Regions from separate parts of the Homo sapiens genome. Here region 2 is linked to region 1. A link is an interaction called in ENCODE POLR2A ChIA-PET data of the cell type or tissue named here. Cell type or tissue: MCF 10A. All regions are shown on one strand.

Evidence for each region. ChIA-PET counts read pairs that join two places held together with the same protein. Peaks named below come from ENCODE experiments on the same cell type or tissue, not always from the same donor. Only the 100,000 strongest peaks of a DNase experiment are listed, where the experiment ranks them.
Region 2: POLR2A ChIA-PET joins it to region 1 with 7 read pairs; 2 of 35 experiments call an interaction of 5 or more read pairs at or near these places.

Annotation. Positions count from the first base shown.
Region 1 is chr2:59,654,140-59,658,139 of GRCh38, forward strand. No RefSeq gene overlaps it. Among named protein-coding and RNA genes, the nearest start is that of LINC01793, 440 kb to the left of the region's middle. In MCF 10A, no CTCF peak of the experiment used is centred here; DNase peaks (open chromatin) are centred at 862 and 1,892.
Region 2 is chr2:59,785,155-59,789,154 of GRCh38, forward strand. No RefSeq gene overlaps it. Among named protein-coding and RNA genes, the nearest start is that of LINC01793, 570 kb to the left of the region's middle. In MCF 10A, no CTCF peak of the experiment used is centred here; no DNase peak of the experiment used is centred here.

The DNA.
Region 1 (4,000 bases):
CAAAGTTATTTCAGGGAAGGACTAGCAAATGTCATCAGCGTGGTCCTGGTCATTTTATTGGCTTTAATTGAATAGGTCCCTCAGAATCCATGGTTTTATTGGGACCAAAGACAATATAGGGATGTAAATGGCAGGAATGGGATTCACAAGGAAGGCACCATGGGCAATCATGTTAAAAATGCTGGTGCTGCAATTTAAGAAGGGCATTGAGAAAAAAAATGGTGTTTTTAAGAGAAACTGGAAAAGGTAAGAAAACTCTGCCCCACAAACATCAGAAGAACTGCAGTGAAGCAAGAGGATGGGGATATTAAAGCTGTTCTCAAGTTTTGGAGGCACATTATCTAGGAGCAAGAGTGGAGTGATTCTGGATTGCTTCGCAAGACAAAGGTGCAATCAATGGGCATATATTAGAAACAGGCAGATTGTATCTCATTTTAAGGGAAATTTTCTAACAAGCAGTTGTCTTGCAGTGGAATGAGCTGCCTTCCAAAGTCATTACTGATAATATTTAAAAAGGATCTAAAGGGTCATTCACCAGGGCCTTGTAGAACAGCTTCCTGCACTTATAGACTAGACAATCTCTGAGGCTCTTTAAATACTATGATGCTACCTTTCTGTAAAACCCTCAACACTAGATTAGCTGGCTGACCCACCCGAGTGACATCAGGATTTTGTGTGAGCCTTGGGAACAAGGACAGGAGGCAAGTAACAGCAAAAATGAGTCAGAGGAAGCAACACTTCCAATCTGTCACCTGTTGGCAGTTGTAGTCTTTTGACTGTCTTTAGCCTGTTGGCTACTCACCTCCCCATCTATTCTCTAAATGAAGTACTCCAGCAATTGAGCTTGATTCAACAAGCATGGACGCTGTGCTGCTATAAATCATCGGTCCCTTCCTCCCTGAGCCCTTCAGTGGTCGGAGTAATTGGTTAATTGCCAGAGTTGTTAACAAGAATTAAGAATTCAGGGGAATTGGCTAAGAATGCAGATCTGTTGCAATATGCTTAGAACAAATGTGTTTGAAATATGCACACCTAAGTCAAAACAAATAGGTCTTGAGTCCTTTTTAACAATGTTTGAGACTGGCTAGGTCAGTGTTCCCTTTTTTTAACGGTGTCCCATGGTTTTTGTTTGTTTGTTTTTTTTTTTTTAAAGGAACGTAGTTTCTTTCACTGAATCTTCCAGTTGCCAAGTCCTAAGAAACTTTGCATTCTCTCCCTCTGCTCTCAATACTCACCGAGGCATCTCTCCATGCATAACCCTCTCTGCACATCCCACTTTTCTTTTGAAACAATCATCCCTTCTCACATGTTTTGATTTGTTCTGTCAAGTGAATGGATGAAAAATTTTCATAAAGGATGAGACAAATCCTAACACACCGCTGTCCATAACAGTATAAGCCCACAGATTTGTGCCCACAGGGATACAAGTTTGCAGATATTATAGCAGTTCCATTCTGGGTGGGACTCCTGGGCATTGCTGAGTTCCCTGCAGGTAATCAGATGTTTTTAGCAACAGTAAATCAGACACTGTCCATCCTTATGTTTTTTCAAAATATTCCCTTCGTTTTATTTTCCTTGATAACCTTATAAAACATGGAGAACAGCTACTATAATGACCTCTGTTTCCAAGATGAGTCAGTTGAGACAGAGCGGTTGTTATAAAGCCATGACTTAATCCTTAGATTTTCTATTTCCCATATCCTATCTTTATTCTTTCGATATCTTACTTTCACGAATAGTTTAACTTCTCTGCTTTAAAAGTCTGAAGTACCTATTGTTTCGTAATCTTGAAGTTTCTTCAGAATTGCTCATAGGATAGAACCTAGCAATGAGTAATTGGATTCAATTGTGTATACTTTAAGGTGTGTGTGTGTGTGTGTGTGTGTGTGTGTGTTTCTCAGAAGAATTGTGGAACATGGGGTGTGGCGCAATTTGGAGCCAGTCCAGTACATATTTGTAGAGTAGAAATAAAAACCTAGCCCCAGCTACTTGGGAGGCTGAGGCAGGAGAACAGCGTGAACCCGGGAGGCGAAGCTTGCAGTGTGCTGAGATCGGCGCCACTGCACTCCAGCCTGGGCGACAGAGCGAGACTCCATCTCAAAAAGAAAAGAAAAGAAAAGAAATAAAAACCAAGTCCGTGAGAAGCAACAAACACGGATTTACAAGGATTGATAGTTTTTACTCTTCTAAGTGGTCAAAGTTAGGGGGCATATATTTGAGTCATCATTAAACCAAGGCCTGATATGTCCATAGAAGATCTTTGAAGAGAATTAGATGAAAGTAAAATAATGTATCCTAAAAGCTTTTGAAATGCCAGTGAGTTGAAACATATACAGAGGTCCTACCCATGAAAACTGAGGTGTCATGGCCTACCCAAGTAGCAGACCAGGAACAGAAAATACAGCCAAGAGACTGACAATCATTACATAGCATAATTACCCCACAGTGTTCTCATAAGTTGCCATATACATCTCTTGTATTGTACAACATGAAGGAGCTAAAACCCTGGCAGAATAAACTGATTAATAAGAGAATTTCAAGTAAAGATGACTTAGTGTTTCTCAGCTGCTGAAGATCATTACTACTTCATACACTAAAGTTGAGGCAATCCTATGTCCAGAATTCCAAGATTGTCTAGGTTTCATGAGATTTTTTAAAGGTATCTGTTAAATATCAAGCCAATTATGAAACATTTTGTAACCATGTGTCTTAGACTCCTCAGGCCGCTGTGACAAAATACCATAGATTAGGTGCCTTAAACAACAGAAATGTATGTCTCACAATTCTGGAGGCTGGTAAGATGGAGCTCAGGGTGCCAACATATTTGGGTTCCCATGAGGGCCTCTTGCCAGTTTGGAGATGGCCAGCTTCTTGCTCTGTCTTTACTTAGTGGAAAAAGAGAGACAGGCAAGCTTGTGTCTCTTCTTAATAAGGTCATGAATCTCATTTATGAGGGCTCCACCCTAAAGATCTAATTACCTCCCAAAGGCCCAATCTCCAAATATCATCACATGGAGGATTAGGGTTTCAATATGGGAACTTTGGGAGAACACAAATATTCAATCCATAGTACTGTGCGAATCCCAAAAAATCACTTTTCAAATTATAATAAAAAATCCTTTTTATAAAGGATTTTCTTTTATAATGAAAGAAAAGTCAGAGCACATGCTATTTTGGCTCAGCTAATATTTTAATCTGAATAAGAAGACTATCAGATCTTTTTAAAAAAGTTTCCAAGATCTGGAGTTAAGGAGATCAGAGAGAAGAAATCAGATTTTGCATGTTCCCAACAAGACCCAGTGGGAGGAAAGAAAAATGGGACACTCAAATAAGATTCCGCCAAGTGCAGTGAATTCTGAGCTCCACATAGTGTGGCAAGTCATATTGGGAAGAGCTGGTTCTGCCACAGAGCACGTCTAAGAGAGGAAACCCCAGCCTAGCACTGGGCTATGCTTCAGGTATGGTGGCACTGTATCCAGCCAGCCTTCATGATACTTGTGTCCAAGTTTTGTGGAGAGCTTGGAGGTTATAAGCTATTATTGGATAAGTGATTTTCCTATATACTGTTTAAGTCTTTGGGCACAGTCAACAATGCTTGAAGCCCCTTCTAGCAGAAAATAACACCAACATAAAGGAGGCCTTTTTTGCCACTTTCCCATGAACCAGATCGGCAACCTGGGCCTCTCTGGGCTCCAGAGTCTCCCCTACTGCAGGGAACAGCAGAGTGCCAGGGCATAGAGGGCATAGCACTGTCCAGTGGAAACCTAGGTTGCACTGAGAGATTCAGGCAGTGGCAGCCTCCACTAGACATGGACTTCTTGATGGAAACTCTCATCAATACTGGCTGCATGAGTAGCTGTGCCTCCTGGGAGCAGACAACTTATGAACCAGAGCCAGGGAAATAGTGACGCATGGCAGAGACTAGTGAGCAAAGGAGAAATGTAGGTGACAACTTTCAGGCTCAATAAAAGCTTGTGATTGAACAGATTCATCAAAAGAC
Region 2 (4,000 bases), 130 kb after region 1:
AACATTAAGTAATTCTATTTACTATAACAGCAACAATTTCACCCTGAAAACCTGAGCTAAATGTCAAGATTTCTCCCTCAGATTCTGTGGGTGGTCAGCTTTTATTAAAGAATAAATATATCAATATTGCTTGATGATGGTAATAAATAACCAGACCTATAGAGGTCTTCTGAGTGTAACCATTCTGTTTGCTTCTCTTTTGATCCAAGCACTAGCATTGGGACCTCGTTTTTTTCTATCCACTGTAGGGGGTCCCAGACTGTGGCGCCCATTCCACTGACTTTCCGCATACTGCTGTTTGGAAAGGCGTGCTCAGGGACATGAGGGCATAAAGGATTCAGACACAGAATGAAGCCTCTCCTTATGGAAACAATTATGTGGCAGATTCCACTTGGTTTTAAGAAGCAGGCTGTAGAAGGGAAAAGGAAATCCCCCTTTATTTGCAGGAGGGTCCCTGAAAATGTAGCCTGGGAATATTGTTCTACCCAGCTCAAGATGCTCTGGCCCACAGTGGGAGCCTTGATTGGTTCTACTTTCAGATCTTTAAAGAAGAGATAGTACTGTTTCTTCCACAAAGATTCTTCTGCATGTGCTAGTATCAATAAACACTTTGATCAAGGCATGCTTTCTAAGTCAATAGTTGGCATCATGCATATGATCTTAAGCCAAAGGAAATGATTCTGACAGTAATACATTTGAGAGCCGAAAACATGGACAAGGAACCAAACACAAACCCAAACTTTGGGAAACTTAGGATCAGCATTAAACATGCCGCAGCACATCACCCAAACCACCACGCTCTAATATGTCAGCCAACAGAAAATAAGCACTTGTTTTTTAATCTTTCCAAGGCTGTTCTCATAAGGTTTTCTAGGACTATTTCTTCCAAAGTTACACAAAAGGAGGAAAAAAACTGAAATAACAACTTCACAGGAAAGCCACGTTTAGAGGCATTTTCTAGTCTTGCCCATCTACCCTTCCACACAGAAAAAAACCTCAGAGACAAACTCAGGAAAAAAAAAAATCTTTCCAAAAGCACTCTAATTATTTTTTCCTGCATCACCATCATTCAGTTGAACCAAAGCTTCTGTGTTTATTACTGTCCCAACTACTACTAATGAACAAAAAAGGGCTTACATTCCATGAATCTGAGATTTTTTACCTTTTTCAAATGTATCCTAAAGCCCTCCTTAGTCAATATTTCCACAAACCAACAGTAGTAATTAATCCAGGTTTTACTTAAGCTAACAAATGATTCCCCTTCATGATAGCCGTGTAAGCTGATTCATGAATTTGCTAATGTTCTCCAGGTTGCTGACAGAGCCCACTGTTACACAGTAAAGGGGGAAATCATGAGTGATATTAAGACTCTCCTCCCTACTTGTTAAAGTAAAAGCAAGAATTTCAGCAGTTCTGAGGGCCTCGTCTGTACCACAAAAGTTTTGCCTCTGCTGGCCACTCCAGATCTTGTGCTGATCTTCTCATCCTAGAGGTCTCACTGCCTCTGTGTCCTGAAGCAGACATACCCTAGGCCTTCTGAGATAAACACACAATCTCCTGCCTGCTCTACATCAGGCAGTCTGAAGGCAGAGAGGACCTGCAGATACTTGAAAGAAACAGCTCATCTGCTTTGGGAACCAGGGAAATTCATGCCACACTTCCAGGATCACTGGTCTCAGGAGGATTTAACTCAAGCTTGGAGTAAGAGTTGACATCCACAATGTCATCATCATCTAATTCTGTTTCCTCTTTCCCTGCCTTCCTTTGTCCTAGAAGCATTCTGTGATGACTAACAAACTGATTTATTCTGATTAAAAATAGTAGCTATCATTATTCAAATGCTCCCTCTCAATTTCTTCTATAATCTTAAGATACTGATAGACAGAGATAAAGACATAGCGAGAGAGAGACAGAGATAAATTACTGACTTGAGCCTTGGCCTGGGAATTAAGACTTGGCAGCTAAACTGCCACTGTTTGCCCTGCCATATTGAAAGATCTGCCCATCTAAAAAGCCATGGGGTAAAATAGACATTGCTAAGGCTATCGCTGAGGTATGGTAGTCCTAGGAAACCTTATGAGAACAGCTCTGGGAGGAAAAAAATGTTTCTTTTCTATGGGCTGACACATTAAAGAAGGGTGTGGGGTGACGTGCTGTGACATGTTGAATGCAGATCCTAAATTTCACAAAGTTTGGGTGTGTGTTTCATTCCTTGTCCATGTTTTCAGTTCCCAAATGTATTACTGTGAGAATCATTTCCTTTGGTCTAAGGCAGACATTAGAACCTGATCCATTATTTTCTAACTTTCTAGCTCTAATGCTCGATGTTCTGAGTGTGGAGAAAAAGCAGAATATCCTAAAGAAGTTGCTTTGATGGTTGTGATTTCATGATAATTGAGGTAGTTGATGTTGGCAGAAGGAAAAGGGACACTAGCAAAATTGAAATTAAAAATCAGTGCCAAAATGCTTTGGGTTACATAGGGAAAAAACAAGCTAAACTAAACCAAAAACCCTCTTACTATTCTACTATGCTTTTTTTGGCCCCACCCCTACTCTAGAGAAAGGAGCCTATGTAAATGCAACCAACATAAGTTGAAGAAAGCAAGGCAGCATAATAGGTCTTGCTGTGTAGCAATCTAGTGATCTGCATTCTTATTCTAGATTTGTTTACGAAGGCAGGTTTTGTTTTTCCTTCTGAATACCTTCCAGTATTTTATTTTATTTATTTATTTTCAGACAGAGTTTTGCTCTTGTTGCCCAGTCTGGAGTTCAATGGCATGATCTCGGTTCACTGCAACCTCTGCCTCCTGGGTTCAAGTGATTCTCCTACCTCAGCCTCCCAAGTAGCTGGGATTATAGGCATGTGCCACCACGCCCAGCTAATTTTGTATTTTTAGTAGAGATGGGGTTTCTCCATGTTGGTCAGGCTGGTCTCAAACTCCTGACCTCAGGTGATCTACCTGCTGCGGCCTCCCAAAGTGCTGGGATTACACGCGTGAGCCACCGCGCCTGGCCTGTTTTGTTTTTAATCATTACTATTGACCTCCATTTTCCTCAGCTTTAAAATTCATTAAATCTAGCCGGGTGTGGTGGCTTATGCCTGTAATCCCAGCACTTTGGGAGACTGAGGCGGGTGAATCACCTGAGGTTAGGAGTTCCAGACCAGCCTGACCAACATGGTGAAACCCTGTCTGTACTAAAAACTACAAAAATTAGCTGGGCATGGTGGCATGTACCTGTAGTTCCAGCTACTCAGGAGGCTGAGGCACAAGAATCGCTTGAACCCAGGAGTCAGAGGTTGCAGTGAGCCAAAATTGCACCACTGTACTCCAGCCTGGGCAACAGAGCAAGATTCCGTCAAAAAAAAAAAAAAAAAAAAGGATTAAATCAACAGTTATGCCACAAATATTTATTGAGCAATTTCTATATTCCAGATTCTATTCCAGGTACGTATGGGCACATCAGTGTAAACAAAGAAAAAAACAAAAACAACAAAGAAACTTACCCTCTTAAAGCTTACAAGACAAATAAACAGCAAAAATAATAACTAAAATAAAATGTAAGTTACACAGTATGCCCAATAAGTTTTATTGAAAAAACTAAAAAATACACCGGGGGAAGGGGGATCCATGTTGTTGAGGATGGGGGCAGGCTGCAGTGTTAAATAAATAAATCTCAATGAAGAACCCAAGTTCTGAAAAATGACCTGGCAGTGAGGGAGTTGAATGCACTGATATGGGAGCACTCTTGTTACGTGTTTATGAAAAATTAGGGGAGCACTATGGCTGGAACAGAAGGATCAAGGGAAGAAAAAGTAGGAGATAAAGTCAGAAAGCCTCATGGCCTTTGTAACAAGCTTTCAACATGACTGACTTACAGTTTAGAAGGACAGATCTCGCTGCTGAGTTAGGGATAGGTCAACAGAGGACAGGAGATTTGTTAAACTGCTACTGGAATAATGGAGGCAAAAGATGATAGTGACTCAGGCCAAGGTATCAGT